3 separate regions of the Mus musculus genome follow, and all the other regions are linked to region 2. The links are chromatin loops, found by intact Hi-C in ENCODE. Cell type or tissue: gastrocnemius. All regions are shown on one strand. Links, peaks and the distances in the headings refer to the core of each region. The heading gives the core; the rest is flanking DNA.

The links. Peaks named below come from ENCODE experiments on the same cell type or tissue, not always from the same donor. Only the 100,000 strongest peaks of a DNase experiment are listed, where the experiment ranks them.
Region 1: it touches region 2 in a loop (3-fold over the local background); 22 of 42 quality-filtered maps call a loop at or near these places.
Region 3: it touches region 2 in a loop (2.5-fold over the local background); 8 of 42 quality-filtered maps call a loop at or near these places.

What each region holds. Positions count from the first base shown.
Region 1 is chr5:117,405,836-117,411,403 of GRCm38, forward strand. It overlaps Gm52829 (a long non-coding RNA gene), which reads left to right and starts at 4,091. Exons shown (of 3, transcript XR_003955989.1): 1 at 4,091-4,119; 2 at 5,282-5,352. In gastrocnemius, for the core only: a CTCF peak has its summit at 2,593; a DNase peak (open chromatin) is centred at 2,599.
Region 2 is chr5:117,304,882-117,310,449 of GRCm38, forward strand. No RefSeq gene overlaps it. Among named protein-coding and RNA genes, the nearest start is that of Gm52828, 6.0 kb to the right of the region's middle. In gastrocnemius, for the core only: CTCF peaks have their summits at 308 (motif pointing left), 2,165 (motif pointing left) and 2,934 (motif pointing right); DNase peaks (open chromatin) are centred at 310 and 2,924; H3K4me3 peaks cover 404 bases; H3K27ac peaks cover 39 bases.
Region 3 is chr5:117,385,711-117,391,278 of GRCm38, forward strand. Rfc5 (replication factor C (activator 1) 5) reads right to left here and starts at 3,313. Exons shown (of 11, transcript NM_028128.1): 1 at 3,207-3,313; 2 at 2,159-2,223; 3 at 1,012-1,148. The coding sequence starts at 3,268. Gm15728 (predicted gene 15728) reads left to right here and starts at 3,412. Exons shown (of 2, transcript NR_166496.1): 1 at 3,412-3,575; 2 at 4,444-5,568. In gastrocnemius, for the core only: a CTCF peak has its summit at 2,879; DNase peaks (open chromatin) are centred at 2,943 and 3,364; H3K4me3 peaks cover 1,323 bases; H3K27ac peaks cover 1,001 bases.

The DNA.
Region 1 (5,568 bases), core at 241-5,240, 100 kb after region 2:
CTTCCTCACTGTACCCTCTTCTTCACTGTACCTCCTTCCTCACACCCTGCTGCGGCTGCCTTGACTGTGTTTGTCTGTCTTCCAGCATCTAAGTGACCTGAGAAAAAGAAACCTGAGGAAAGGGCCCATATCAGCCTGGCTAAACCGTCAACTGGCCTTGCTCACATCCTGAGAACAAACTATCCCAAAAGGGACCCCATTATAGAAGGCAGAGCTCAGAGTTCTGGGTTAGAAAGAAAGGTATTCGGCTGTTGTTGAACTTTTTTTTACGTGATCACCTTTACACTGCTTTGGTTTGTCCTTTGCAACAGAAAAAAATTATTATATTAAAAGATATATATATATATATACATATATATATTAAAATATCTATCTATCTATATCTATATATTTGAGAGTACACTGTAGCTGTCTTCAGACACACCAGAAGAGGGCATCCAATCCCATTACAGATGCTTGTGAGCCACCATGTGCTTGCTGGGAATTGAACTCAGGACCTCTGGAAGAGCAGTCAGTGTTCTTAACCGCTGTGCCATCTCTCCAGTCCCCCACCCCTCAAATTAATATTTATACCCTACATCCAAAGTGTCACCACTGGCCCAAACCATAAACTTAACTTCTGCCTTCCTCCTGATTGTTGGTTATTAGGAAGTAACAGGGGCAGGCTTGTAATCTGGGGGGGTACAGATTTGTTGGGGAATAACCTGGAAACTGGTGCTAGATGCAGGCTTTGTTGAGGGATCCCTGGGAAAGAAAAAAAGAAGAGAAAGGGAAATGGTTTGATTCAAGAAAAGTCATTCGAAGTGGAGAGGAAGCAATCAGGTCCTGGTGTTAGACTTGTTTAGGGGATAACCTGGAAACTGGTGCTAGGTAGTAGCCTGTGTTTAGCCTTAAATCGGGGTCTTTAAGACGGAATCTGAACCCAAGGTCTCTTACTTGCAGAAAAAATACGGTATTAATAAATGAAAATCTCAGTGCCAGGAGTTGGCTATGGTATCCCAGAGAAACCCCCTGCATGTCAACAATACAGGTTGTGGCCATTGTTCTCAGTTGTCCCCCAAAACTAGATGGCAAGACTCTATTGCTGATGTCATTGTACATGTTGGGGGCAGAACACAGAGATACCAAGCTAGACCTGGATAGGAAGCTTCCTCTCTGCCTGCTAGCTTTGACAGTGTTGATACGTGTGGTGCAGGTCTGTCAGGAAGAGAAGCCATCATGAGTCTTATACCCAGCTGTAAATCCTCACGGTTCTGGTGTAATAGTGTCATCATCTGTTATGTAGGTAAGGAATTATACCTGAACCCAGTCAAATGGCCATGGCTGGGCAGGTTGTAAGCCCTAGGACAGAATCTATTACTGTTGTTTTGCTAAATGAACATGCCACAAAACCAACTTCTAAGTCTTGAAGGTTTGGGTTTTTTTGTTTTTGTTTTTTTGTCTTTTGTTTTTTTATTTTTTGTTTTGGTTTTTCCAGACAGGGTTTTTTTTTGTGTAGCCCTGGCTGTCCTGGAACTCACTCTGTAGACCAGGCTGGCCTTGAACTCAAAATTCCGCCTGCCTCTGCCTCCCAAGTGCTGGGATTAAAGGCATGCACCACCACTGTCTGGCTAAATCTTGATGTTTTATAGAGAGTAATGCTACCTGTCTTAGTCAGGGTTTCTATTCTTGCACAAACATCATGACCAAGAAGCACTTGGGGTGGAAAGGGTTTATTCAGCTTACTCTTACTCTTTGATGATGCTGTTCATCACCAAAGAAAGTCAGGACTGGAACTCAAACAGGTCAGAAAGCAGGAGCTGATGAAGAGGCCATGGAGGGATGTTCTTTACTGGCTTGCTCAGCCTGCTCTCTTATAGAACCCAAGACTGCCAGCCCAGGGATGGTCCCACCCACAAGGGGCCTTTCCCGTTTGATCACTAATTGAGAAAATACTCCACAGCTGGATCTCATGGAGGTATTTCCCCAACTGAAGTTCCTTTCTCTGTGATAACCCCAGCAGTGTCAAGTTGACACAAAACTAGCCAGTAGAGGCAGGTGGATTTCTGAGTTTGAGGCCAGCCTGGTCTACAGAGTGAGTTCCAGGACAGCCAGGGCTACACAGAGAAACTCTGTCTCTAAAAAACAAAACATAAAAGACTGGACCCCATCCCACCTCCCCACCCCAGAGGCTATTGACATATGTTACTAGGGAAGAAGGATATTTTATAAAACAATGTAGCAACTGGTAAGTTGTGTTTGCTCCAGTATATACCTCAACCACCATGCTCAAGCAAACAGCCCTAATCAAATGGTGTAGGTTACACATCAAAAGATATGGGAGTAGAAGGAAAAACTATTGAGAGAAGAAAGGGTTTAGTGAGAGGGAAATTAAGATAAAAGACATTCATGGATGGGTGATGGTGATCAAATACATGCATGTCTAAAATTATCAAGGAATGAATAAATTAAAAAACAAAACCTTTGGGCCCCGGCAGAGATATGGCCCAGCAGTTAAGAAGAGCACTGGCTGCTTTTCAAAGAATCAAGGTTCAATGTCCAGCACCCACCTGGCAGCTCACAACTCTTTCTCATCCATTTTATGGAATCTAGCGCCCTCTTGTTGTGTCTGTGAGCACTGCATGCACATAATGCAAATGGACAGGAAGGTGGGGGGGGGGGCTTGTGTTGCTGATATGGCTTGATAGTAACTTTCAGTGAAGTCTAAACACTGTGTGTCTTTGGGGGTTTGGAGGGTGGCTCTTCTGTCCGAGAGCTGTAACTGGAAACTCACGGCATACCGCAGAGTCTTTAACTTGGAAAACCAGCATAAATCACTGGGTCAAATGGCCCATTCCCACAAGTCCAGATGATCCTGACATGGATAGAGTGATCCACATGTAGGAGAAATGAAGACTCAGAAACAAAAGGTTCCAAAAGGAGAATGCCAGAAAAATAGTTTTCCTCGATGTCAGAGAAACCTACAATATTAAAGAGAGGAACATTTTGTTGGCACTTATCAAAGCTATTTTTAAAGTCATTTATATTTGTTGGTTCAGTGAGTTAGAACAGAATCACAATCCCGTGCAGCTGGGAGATATCTGGTATCTACAAGACTGCTGCTCCTAGCTTCTCTTCTATCTCAAAAAATTGGTAGGAAGACGAAGAAAAAAGAGAGATGAAAAGAGACAGCCTGGGAAGACAAGGAAGGCATATAGGAAGTCAAGAGAGGCTGGAGATTCGGCTCAGTCAGAAGTGTTTGCTTAGTGTTCACAGAGGTCTGGGCTCCATCCCCAGCACCGCATAAATGACCCATGGTGACACATGCCTGCCATCCTAGTCCTTGGGAAGTAGAGGCAGGAGAATCAGCAGTTCAAGGTCACTCTTGGCTGCACAGCATCTTTAAGAAGTCAGTGTTGGTTGTGTGCATCTCCAGGCAGATGGCCTCTTTGCCCCCTGATCTATCATTCTCCAATCGGTGAGCCCAAGGCGATTTGGGAAACCTCAAGGGCAGCGCACTGCCAGTCAAGCAGGGTACAGAGTGTCTCTTTTCTGGTGTCCTGGAGTTTCGGCTCAAAGGTGATGGGAGAGGGTGTAATTCCTCCTCTGGGAAGAGGTGGCCAGACTTGTCCCTTGACCATCTGTAACTATCAACCTCCAGCCTACACTCGATAAGGTCAAGATCTTATCTAGAAGTTTCTCTGACAGGCCTATCCTGTTCCCCAGGGGCCGGGTGACGCTCTCAAAGCATGCTTGGTCTTGAGCCATCCTGAAAAGGCTCAGCCAAGAGGACAGCAAGGGGTTCTGGGAGCTGTCGGGTGCTTCCAAGAATGGAAACAGGTGTGGGAGGTCATCACTGTCCCTGATAGGGTGCCCAGATCTCTAGGTCCCTAAAGATTCCCTGTGTACCTTTGGATCAGTAGTTAGACTCAGCGAGGCAGCTGACATTCTGGGCCTGTCAGTTCTCTGTGAGGATGGTCCTGCAGGTGGTGGGGAGCAGGCAGGGAAGGAGAGATCCACCCTCCCCTGGAGCTCACTGCAAACTCCTGAACCATCTGGGAGTTACACCTCAGCACTGGGAGGGTAGAGGGAGCAGAGTCCTAAGTTCCAAGTTATCATCTGCTATATAGCAAGTTCAAGGTAATGGAGACACTGGGGAGGGAGAGAGGCAGAAAAGGGAGGAGAGAAGGAGGGAGAGAGGCAGAGAGGGAGAGAGATAAAGGGAGAAAGGGAGGGAGGGAGAGAGAGGGAGAGGGAGGGAGCAGAGGGAGTAAGGGAGAGAGGCATAGAGGGAGAGAAGCAGAGAGACAGGGAGGGAGAGAGAGAGGGAGAGAGGGAAAGAGGAGGGTGAGGGAGTAAGGAAGGGAAGGAGAGGAAGAAGGGGAAGGAGAGAGAGGGAAAGGGAGGTAGAGGGAGGAAGGGGAAGGAGAGGGAGGGAGAGAGAGGGAGGAAGGGGAAGGAGGAAGGAGGGAGATGGAGATCTTTAGTGCATCTACCCCCTTCCTTCTGGTTGTTAGAACTGCTTGAGCAGACCAAGGCATGATTAGAAAGAGTTCAGGATGACACCTTGGGCTGTGGGGTCAGGGATGAGCCCCGAAGCAACTATAAGGGACACCTGTGAATTTGACACCAAACCCCTCAGCATGGGCATCCCAATGCATGTAGGAATGGGGTGGGGGTGGGGGCTGAAAGCAGGTGTGCCATCTGCCCTGCTGCGGTCAGATTCTTCTCCGCTGTCTACTTTACATTAAAAGCCTCATGTGCCGTGACTAATGGCAGAGTCAGCTCACATTGTATGTGATTGCTAGAAAGGTTCTGAAAGAGTACTTTAGGGCCTGTCCTATGGGTAAAGGTGCTCGCTGCCAAGCCTGAGGACCTGAGTTCGATCCCAGGGACCCACATGATAGAAGGAGAGGTTTGATTCCTGAAAGATGTCAACTCTGTCTTACACACACACACACACACACACACACACACACACACACACACACACAGCCCATATGTGCAGCCCATTGTGTGCGCACACACAATACATACATGTAATACAGAGTAATAAAAACGTAAAAGTCAATTATATAAAAAAATAATATTTCTCCTATAGAAAGGTACTACCCACAATGTGGACTGTTTCCAAGTAGGACAAAGATGCACTCGCTGTTACCCTGCAAACTGATGAGTCCCGGTCATTTTCACCATCTAAACTTCAGCAGAAGCATTGGTGATGACAACCAGAGAAGCCATTTTGGAACAGTATCAAACCTACCCCTCCCCATCAGTACTGACTACTGCTAAACTCTCTTAGAGATCAGTGGAAGACACGGGAACCGGAGTGGTCACATTTCAGGATTCTGAAGACAGAAGAATTACGAGGGGGTGAGCTGATATGGGTGCGATGAAGGGTGGGGTAGGGCGGAGACACCAGAAGAGCCTTTGTTCATCTCCTCAGTCCATGGGGACAAAACAAGGGGCTCTGGGGAGGCTGATTGCCGAGGGAAGGACAGAAAACGAATCTGAGACCAGCATTTTCTAGCTTGGGATAACTGGCAGATTTGAATGCACCACAGAGCCAGAGGATAAGAAGCCATGTAG
Region 2 (5,568 bases), core at 128-5,127:
CTTTCCAGTATTTAAGGACAGGAGGGCCTTCCAGGAGTTCTGAACAATGGATCAAGGACCGTGGGATAGATACATTTTAGACTATCAGAGCCTGGACTGTGTGTGGTTCTTGGCTTTTCCCACGAGCTGTGACCTTGAAAGAGGCATTGAGTAAGTCTTGGCCTTCCCTGAATTCTCTGGACCACAGTGGCTATTGGCTGAACGGAAATCTCTAAAATTCTTCTGAGTTTTATGCATCTTGGCTGGATCTTTATCAGATGGCTTTGGTGGAGGGATCCGAAGTCCACTCAGGGCTGAGAGCGCCACCTGGTGACCAAGTTTGTAAGTAAGCTCGTCTCTTGGTTCTAGATTCAGAAAGCATGGACAATTTTTCTTACTTTTATCTCTGGTCCTCTCTTCCCCTTGTCTGATGGCTAGTCTTGGCGGTTAAGGTCACACAGCTCAAACCTGAGGAGGGAATTTCGACTGAGGAACTGCCTCCATCCTACGGCACCTGGGCACATTATGGTGCGTTTTCTTGATTAACTGAGGTCGCAAGGCCGAGTCCACTGTGGGCGGTGCTATCCCTAGGCCATGGGCCTAGGCAAAGCTAATACGCAGGCAACAGAGTTCCTTGGCCTTCTGCTTTAGTTTCCTTCCTTGGCTTCTCTCAATGATGGCCATCAAAGCATAAGCTGGAAAAAATCCATTCCGCCTCCATTTGTGACGTCATAATGGTCACCATAGCAACCAAAGAAAACTAGAACACTTTCCTTTTTGTGTGTTGTTTTTGTTTTGAAAGTGGTTAATTAGCTTGTATTGCCCTGAAATTCCTGATCCTCCTGCCTCAACCTCCCAAGAGCTGGGGGGCAGGGAGGGGGGAGGGTCGTATGATGTAACATGTCCCACTGAAACACATTTATAATTCCAGTTTAGACCTGCAAGGACTGGTTTTTGTTTCTTTGTTGTTTCCGGTGTGTTTTTTAAGCTCCTTGAAATAATTGTTGTAAGTATATCTTTTTGTTGTTGTTGTTTTTTTACTTTTTAAACAACCTTATTATGTGTGTGTCTGAAGGGGGCGCAGTCTGACCTTCTGAAGCTGGAGTTACAGGCGATAAGGAGTTACAGGCAGTTCTGAGCTGCCGGATGTGAATACAGAGAACCAAACTCCAGTCCTCTGGAAGAGCATCACCTGCTCTTAACCAGGGAAACCTGTCTTGCCAGGTGAATTTATTTTATCACAGTCTTACAAATGCTATTAAGGTGCAACCGGTATGTAGCTCTTTAGAAATTGTTAATTTGTTTTCTGATGGTTTTGCTTGTTTGTTTATTTGTTTCATTTTTTTTCCCACATGGTTTCTCAGTGTAGTTCTGGCTGGCCTGGAGCTCACTCTGTAGACCTTGAATTTAGGGTTTCACTTATCTTTGCTTCCTGAGTGGCATGGATTTTAAAGGCATGTGACACCAAACGTAACCTTTAAATTGTTATTTTGAAACGGCCTTGCAATGTAGCACAGGCTGGCCTCAAATTTGGACTCCTCCTGCTTCAGTCTCCTCCTGCCTTGGCCTCCTGAGAATCTGGAGTTACAGGGGTCACCAGCACTCCAGCCCTGATAGCTTTGACAAGTTAAATACAAGAAAGAAAGAAAGAAAGAAAGAAAGAAAGAAAGAAAGAAAGAGAGAGAGAGAGAGAGAGAGAGAGAGAGAGAGAGAAAGAGAGAAAGAGAGAAAGAGAGAGAAAGAAAGAGGAACAGAGGAAGAGAAAGAAAGAAAGGGAAGGAAAGAAAAGAAAAGAAGGAAAGGAAGAAAGAGAAAAAGGAGGGAGAGAGGGAGGAAAGGAGGGGGAGGAGAGGGAGGGGAGGGGGAGGAGGGAGGGTAGAGGGTGGGCAGTCAATACCAGAATGCTAAGCACAAGATACCAGAGAGTAAGACTGTTTCTGGGAATGGGAGACCCAACAGTAACAAGCAACAAGATGTGGTTCCGTTTCTTTGTGCACAGTGTTTATATCTTTTCAATAGTTAACCAAAGATCTATAAGACACAATAAGATGAGTGCCTGAGCTGAAGAGGTGGTTCAGCAGTTAAGAGCATTGTCTGTTCTTCTAGAGGTCCTGAGTTCAATTGCCAGCACCCATGTGGTGTCCCACAACCATCTGTAATGTTATCTGATGCCCTCTTCTGGCATGCAGGTGTACATGCAGATAAGCACTCATTTACATAAAAATAAATCTGAAAAAGGAAGGAAGAAAGAAAGAAAGAGAGGGAGGGAAGAGAAAGAGAGAGGGGAAGGAAGAAAGGAAAGAAGGGAGAGAGAAGAGAAAGAGAAGAAGAAAAAAAAAAACCCGAACAATCAAAAAACAGCCCTGCCAGATGGCTCAGCAATTAAAAGCTTGTACTGGTTCCCAGCCCCTCAACTCCCTGTAACTACCAGCTCAGAGGGATCAGACCACAGACCACACCTCTGGACTCTGTAGGCACTTATACACACACACACACACACACCACTTAAATATTAAAAAAAAAAAATTAAACAAAACCAAACTAAAAATTCGTTATTCGTTGGGGAAATACAGGACCCCAGCGATTTTGTTTTATAAACAGATGTGAGGCTGTGACAGCTTGGGAGTTTATTTCCCCTCTCTGTGCTTTCGTTTCTTCACCTGTAAAATGGGGATCAAATGAGTGGCATTTAAGATAGGTGCCGTTGTGCCCAGTAAAAGAAAATTCTACCTTCTTGCCCCTGTCGGTTTCTCTGTTACTGTAACAGAAGACACCACGGCTTATAATGTAGAAGAAGCACATTTGGCTCACAGTACTGATGCTTGACCAGTCCATGAGCATGGGTCAGCTTCCAGAGGTTTCCATTTCCTATCACACCTCTCAAAGCTGGAGGTGGAGGGAAGGGGGAGAGGAGGGCTGGGGCTGGGGCTCAGCCACTAGAGGGCGCTGCCTGACACTGCAGGAACTGCATCTGGAGCTGCAGCCATTCCAGCACAGAAGGGAGTAAGAAGATCGGAAGTTCAACGTCACCCCTACTATATAGCCAGTTCAAGCCAGCTTGAGACATATGCCCGGCAGGAAACAGGACGAATAGAGTGGGAAGGAACGCGTGCACACAGGAATAGACTCACCTCGTATCAACCTAGCCTCAAGCTGACTAACTCTACCTAGACTCTGATTAATCTAGTGACATAAGCCCCTCCTACTAAAACAACACCGGAGCCGGGCGAGGAGGCACTCGGGAGGCAGAGGCAGGCAGATTTGTGAGTTCGAGGCCAGCCTGGTCTACAAAGTGAGCAGACAGCCAGGGCTAAACAGAGAAACCCTGTCTCGAAAAACCAAAAAACCAAAAAACAAACAAACGGGAATAAAGGCTTCAGGGAACTTGGGAAGATACACCCAAACTCTAGCGTGTGCTATGAGGGATGTGGGAGCTGGGGCTAACATCAGGACGCTTCCTCTGTAGGTTCCAACTTTGTGCACCGTCACTCCCCTGAAAACAGGGTTTGCTGTTAAGAGGCTGGTCCGGTCAGCCAGATAGCTTATGGGGTTCCTAAAATCACATAAAAAAATGAATGAAAATATGAGAGTAGTATTTTTTTTAGTAATTTTTATTCTATGTACACTGGTGTTTTGACTGCACGTATATCTGTGTCAGAGGGTTAGATCCCTGAACCGGTGCTGGGAATTGAACCTGGGACCTCTGGAAGGACAGCCGGTGTTCTTAACTGTTAAGCCATCTCTCCATACACACTTTTGTTTTGGTTTTGGTGTTTTTGGTTTTTGAAGACAGGGTTTCTCTGTGTAGCCCTGGATGTCCTGGAATTCACTCTGTAGACCAGGCTGGCCTTGAACTCAGAAATCTGCCTGCCTCTGCCTCCCAAGTGCTGGGACTAAAGGCATGCGCCACCACTGCCCAGCTAATCCACCTCTTTTTTTTTGGTTTTTCGAGACAGGGTTTCTCTGTATAGCCCTAGCTCTCCTAGAACTCACTTTGTAGACCAGGCTGGCCTGGAACTCAGAAATTTGCCTGCCTCTGCCTCCGGAGTGTTGGGATTAAAGGCATGCGCCACCACGTCCGGCTAATCCACCTCTTTTAAGATTTATTTTTATGTGCATAAGAGTTTTGCTTGGTGTACATCTATGAAGGCGTCAGATGCCCTCAAACTGGAGTTATAGAGTGTGGGGAATTGAACCCTCAGCCTCTGGAAGATCAGGCAGTGCTCTTAACCACTGAGCCAACTCTCTAGCCCCAAGCATAATATGATTTTTGTTTGTCTGGTCTGGGTTTGTTTTTAGATTTCTCTGTGTGTGGTTTTGTTTTTGTTTATTTATAAGACAGGGGTCTCAGTGTAATTCTAGTTGACCTAGAACTCATTCTGTAGACCAGGCTGGTCTAGTCTAGAACTCACAGAGATCCTCCTGCCTCTGCCTCCTAAGTGTTCATATTAAATTATCTTTTAAAAGATTTTTGTCAATGTAAATGAAGAAAATACCTAATTAAAAAAAAAAATGTTGTCACCGGGCATGGTGGCGCACGCCCAGTCCTCTGTGGTTCTGGAGAACTGCTGTAGCCAGGCAATCGGTTTGATTTCAGAGTGAGTATGTATTGTTGAACTAAGGTCTTGTCCCCTTTGATCTGACTGGGATAGCTGTGTTGTACCTGTTGGAGGCATAGCAAGGCCATGCGCTACTGTAGGGTCAGCTCCATGGGGGGTGGGAGTGGGGCTAACATGGAATCTTTTCTTTGGGTGTGAGGGAGAAGTTTAGAAATTAAAAGGCAGGATAAAATGTGAGTATGTGGATAATTAGGAGGAAAGAACTGATCCAGTTCAGGAGCCGGAGTGGGAGGGGACTAAAGCCAGAGTCAGAGTGGGAGGGACTAAATGCCAGTACACAGGAGGAGGCTTGTGGTTGAATTTTTTTCTGGTTCCTATGATTTGGGGCCCCATCGCAAACCAGTTAGGATTTGTTGGTGTGGAAGCAGCATCTTTGGAGGAGAAGCGCACAGATCCCATCCTTCGCAGTACTCAGATCTACTTGTGGAGCTCTGTGGCAGCTGGAGACTGGACCTGGTCCTGAAAGCTGTTAAGCTGATCGCAAAATTCTCTTAAGGCTTTTGAGAGCTACTGAGACAGAGGGGCTGCCTCTCTGCTAACGGTTTATAGATCTGAGTCCCGAAACAACGTCCAGAGTGGTTCAAAGAGGGACGTTGGATGGAGTTAGATTCTCCACGTCAGAGGTCACTCAAACCGCTTTTGGGAGATTTAGGGTGCAGATTTCTCTTCAAAGTGTCAAAAGGGGACGCTAGAGAAAGAGCAGCAGTTAAGAGTACCTCAGAGGAGGGGCCATCCCCTGGGGTCACAATCAAATTCAACAGATGGCAAAGATCCAGACAGAACTGTGCAAACTTGTGAGAAACATTGAGACAAAGTTAACATACATTTTGCTTAATAAGGTTAAATAGAATCGTACAGCTAGGTAGACCCAGTACCAGAGTTTCTGGAGAAGGATAAGGTAACTCTGGTTAGCAGTTTGTTACATCGGACTCCTGAATAAGGAACAAGCACCTGGAAGCTTTGTAAAGGG
Region 3 (5,568 bases), core at 388-5,387, 81 kb after region 2:
TTTAGTTCTCACCACCTGCAGGCTACTGTGCTTTGAATAAGCCAAAGAAAGAACTCTGGACAGCAAGGGGCTAAGCTTCAGATCCACTGCCTGAGTCAAATGCTTTTCTTCTGATTGTGGGTCTTCTGTATTCAAGTTAGCCTTGAACTCACATAGCCTAAGATGACCGTGAACTTCTGACCTTCCTGCTTCCACCTCCTGCATGCTGGGATTATAGGTGTATAGTCTGTTTATTATGCTAAGGATCAAACCCAGGACCTTGTGCATAGTAGGCGAGCACTCTATCAAATAAGCTACATTCCAGTCCCTCAAATGCTTTTCTTTCAAATACAGCATTTAGGTTTTTGTAACCTAAGGGTATTAAGGTTGTCAGCCAAGGTCCCAAGAGTTCACAGACAGCATGGCTCAGAGCAGTAATCTAAGAAGATCCTGATGAAGAGACATTTTTAAAGGTGTTTGTCGAGCAGTGGTTCTCAACCTGTGGGTTTTGACCCCAAGGGGTGTCGAATGACCTTTTCACGGGTTGCCTAAGACTATCAAAAAAACAGATAACTGTACTACAATTCATAACAGTAGCAAAATTACAGTTGTGAAGTAGTAATGAACATAATTTTATAGTTGGGGGTCACCACATCATAACAAACTGTATTAAAAGGTCGAAACATTAGGAAGATTGAGAACCACTAGCCTAAACTAAAGAGATATGCAGTATTCATTATCACCACGAAATCTTAAGGGGTTCAACAAGAGCTGTGGGCAGGTAGAGCAGGCTGTGTGGGCAGGGTACAACCTCTAAGTTGGCCCCGCAGAAAGTAGAGGCTGCCAGGTGTTAATGCCCTAGCAAGTCTAAGCAGTATCCCCCATTTTGACACCCCCCAACTCCCCCCAAAACACACACAAGATCCCATTGGTCAAACACAGCCAGGACTCAGATGGTCAGGGAATAAAAGAAGGACAAAGGTTAAGTGTCTGGAGGTCTGAGCTGTTGTGGAGTGAGAGTGTCTCCTTCACCTCCAAGACCATGGAGCCAAATTCTTTATCTTTGTACAGTTGCTTGGCACAGGCCAGGATGGTGGATGTCTTTCCTGTCCCTGGAGGGCCATAGAGAAGTAGGTGTGGCAGGCGGTCTTCACTGATGAACTTCTGAACTGAGGGACAGGAAGGGGTGACATGTGTCAGTCTCTGGGTCCTACACAATCACCTTAGGACCTGGTTATGCTAAATCCAGATATGCTTCAGTTTTTCAGTGTCCTAGTCGGAGTAGACAGGGAGGGGAAGTCCTGAAGTCACACCACAGTTTGTCTGTCTGTCTATCTGTCTTCCACACTAGCTATCTTGGGAGGGTCTATTAAGTTGAGAGCAGAAGTTCTCAACCTGTCTCGACACTTTTAGGAGCTACATATCGCACACATACCCTGCCTATCAGACATTTATTTACATTATAATTTGTAACAGTACCAAATTCCATTTATTAAGTAGCAATGAAATAATTTTATGGTGGGGGGGGGTGGTCACCACAACATGGGGAACTGTATTAAAAGGGCCACATCTTTAGGAAGGTTGAGAGCCACTGGTTTAGAGGCACAGCCTCATTGGAGGAGTCAGGTCACCAAACTCGTGCCTTTGAGGGTCATACTGCTTGCTCCCCCACCCCTTTAGCTCTCTACTTCCTGTCCACTTTGGAGCAGAGTGCTCCCACTGCCACGAAGTTGTGCTCACCAAGGGTCTAGAGTCAACAGAGCCAAGCACTGTGAACCAAAACCTCTTCAAAATCAACCATCCCTCTTCTGTGTTGTCTTCTTGGGACATGGGGGGATTGGGAAGGTGCCTCAGTTAAGCCGGGTGCTCTTGCAGAGGATCTGGGTTTGGTTCCTAGCACCTACATAGCAGCTCACAACTGCCTACAGGATCCAGGGTCCTCTTCTGGCCTCTGGAGGAGCCAGGCACACAAGGTGCACACACTTTCATGTGTAAACAAAACACCTAAACAGTAAAACCAAACAGATCTTGAGACAGTTTGGTACACTATGGAGAAGGCGACACATGGCCGGTTCTATAAAGGCTCAGAGCATCCTCTAAGGGTCACCCAGCAGAGACATCGTCATCACGAAATGGACCCAACCCTCCACAAGGACAGCAGCAACAGACAGATACTTACTGGTACTCAGAATGTCCTGGTGAGAAATGAGATCGGCCAGGGTCTGTGGCCGGTACTTCTCAACCCTGAAATAGGATTCACCGTTAAGTTACAATCTATATACTCAAGCCATGTTCTGTTACATGCAAAGAAGCCCCTTCACATCCTAAGCAGCAGAGGAAGAGAAACCCTTCGCGTCTGAACAGAGCACTGGCTCTCACAACCAGGAGTTGTTCTGTCCCCCCAGGGGACATCGGTCAGGCCAGTTATCTGTATTAACTGTGCAATGGGTGTTAGCAGCATCTGTTGAGTAGGAGTCAGGAGGTTGCTAACATCCTCCAGTGGGCAGGACAGCTCCCCCTTGCCCCTCACCAACAGCGCTGAGACTGCGCAAACGGAACTCATACTCAAATACCTATAAGCAAGAGAACGGGCAATCCACTTATGATGTGGCTTTCAAGAGGGAATCGAGTGCTGAACCATGCTACAGAACAGAAAACCCTTGAGTTCGAGAAGCCAGACTCAAAAGGCCACACGGTCTGTGACTCCAGTCCTGAGAATTTAAATACCGTGTGGCCTGAGACAAGTCTTCCTCCTCAGGATAGACCAGAAGAAAAGAAAATGAAAGCATGGCTAGGCTTGCTTCATTTAAAACACCGCTAAGGTGCTGTAGGGCCATTCAGAATGCAGGCGCTGGGGCCCTGGGTGGAAGATCAGGTCCCTGCAAGTTGTCCTCTGACCTCCACCAGGGTGCGCTGCTACGGTCCCTCCCCCGCAAATAAAGAGGGGATAGAGTGCAAGCGCTGAATTCGGACACGAGTTCGAATCCAACCAAGCCTACCCACTCCTCCGTCCTCGGAACCTTTCTAAAGAAACCCAGGATCAATTTATTAGGGTCATCGGAGCGCAGAGGCGATGCTCGAGGACCCCGAGGATGGCTAAGCTGAGCTCAGAGCCCGTTCAGGTATGGAAGCGGAGGAGCGGCTGCGGCGCCAAGGCCGGGAGCGGGGAAGGATCTGCAAAGCTCCTAGGAGGAAGAGCGGGAAGCGGGATGTGGGGCCGCTCCTACCAGGGCAGGTTCCGGGCCCGGGCCGCCGCGGGCCGCTGCTGCGAAGGCGCGGCCGCCGTCATGACTGACAGATGCTGCGGGTCCCTGCCACTGACCCGCCGCACTCGGAGTCCGCGCGCAAACCAACCCTCGCGAGGCTTCGCCTCCGGCTTCCGGCTTCCGTCCCCCGGCCCGCCTCCTCCCCGTTGCTAAGGTGCTGGTTGCTAGGTAACCCTAGGCGCCGGCCTGCAGCGGAGTTACCGCCTGAGTCGGCTGTCTCAGCCTCCTCGCACGAGGTCCAGGGTGACCGCGCGCTGAAGCCAGAGCCACCGCGGGCCTCACCAGGGCCCGATCCTGTCAGTGCAGGGGCAAGCCGCAAGGAGCAGCAAGGTGTGTGGTCAGTGCAACCTCGGTTCCATAACCAGCAACACACACACAGAGACACACGTACATATACAGGTATGCACACAGTTACAAATATACATATACATACATCCCCATTCACATACATATAAACAGATATACGCCTGCACTCACATACACATACAGATACATACACACAAGTATACACAAATACACAGTTAATACGCATACATACATACATACATGCATACATATATACTCACATATACATGTATATCACACACATATATATACACACAGAACATACACATTCAATCATATATACACATAAATACAGTTACATATATACACATACATGCATACATATATTCATATAAATACATACAAACATTTGTGTTTTATACACACAAATGCATTTTCTCCTACAGTAAGAGGATTACAGACCAATTTTATTTATTTATTTGTTTGTTTGTTTATTTATTTATTTGATTAGTTTTGAGACAGGGTTTCTCTCTGTATCTTTGGCTATCCTGAAGCTCACTCTGTAGGCCAGGTTAGCCTCAAACCCAGAGATCCACCTGCCTCTACCTCCCAAGTGCAGGGATTAATTAAATGTGAGCTTCACCGTTTGCCTGGTGACCAATTTTATTTTCATCTTTAGCTTTTACTTTGAGCCAGGTATGCCTTTAATTCGAGTACTTGGGAGGCAGAAGCAGATGGATCTCTGTGAGTTCAAGGTCTACAGAGTGGCCTCTAGGACAGCTAGGGCTACATAGTGAGACCCTGTCTTAAAAACTCGAAAGAAAACTAACTTTAATTAATTTGTGTGTGCCTCGCTGCACATGTGGAGGCCATGTGCATCAATTTTCAAGAGTTGGTCTTCTTTCTTATGCAGACGTCCTGGGAATCGAACTTAGCTGTCAAGCTTGGCCGTTTGAATCGCAAGATCATCCTTGACTGCATATCCAGCTCATGGCCAGCCTGGTGGTGTACTTAACTACCTTTGGAGTCAAGCAGCTGCCATCTGGGGGAGTTCAGCTGTGTCCACTTACAAAAGAATTACCTTAGCTGGACTTTTTGACCGTTTACATCCCCTCACGGAAGACCCTCACCTGAGTATCCACTGGCTCCCTATAATTTATTGTGTGCAACTCTGCCTTAATTGCACATGGCTTGCCTGGAGGGCAGGGGTGGGGGGAGGAGACTAGAGTACTCAGATTAAGAAAGACTAGGAGAGAGGTCTTTATCTAAGCAGCTATGGGAAAACCCTTACCCTGTTGGCCAAATCTTTTTTTTTTTTTTTTTCTCTAGGCTGGCCTCGAACTCAGAGATCTGCCTGCCTCTGCCTCCCAAGTGCTGGGATCAAAGGCGTGTGCCACCACTGCCCAGCTGCTGTCCACTGGCCAAATCTTTTCTGGTACCATCCCATCTCTGGAGGAAGGAGAACCCACTCTCCTGTAGGTACTCCTCACCTATGCTCTGTAAGGAAGCCCAATAAATTCATTGGTTCCCCCAAATGAAGTATGGCAGTAGACTCATGCCCCGGTTTGTCACTGGAATCTTAGGTGGAGGGGTAGACATCATTTATGCCCCCTCCCATGGAATGCTATCAGCACACAAGGGATTTTTATCAACACTGCAATAAAGGAGACCCTGTCTCAATCAAAACAGAACACATCACAGAAGAAGGAGATCAGATGGCACTCCAAGGATGACAGTACCCCGCCTCTCTGCTTCCTCTGTAGGCCAACTTGAGTGAATACTGGTTCTTTAGATCACTAACATGCCATGCTCCTGACTTGGCTCAGGGGTGATTTTGATGATAACTTCTCTCTGTGGCAAGCACAGGATACAGTGCCACAGTGCACTACACTGATAACAGGGATGGCTGTGAGGGATCAACACAGCCACATAGCTAACACATTGGGGACATGCCACACTCCCTCCCTCCTGCCACTCTCTGCTCACCTTTTCTTTCTCTCATATATATATATTTTTTCCATCTCAAACAAAACTTTGG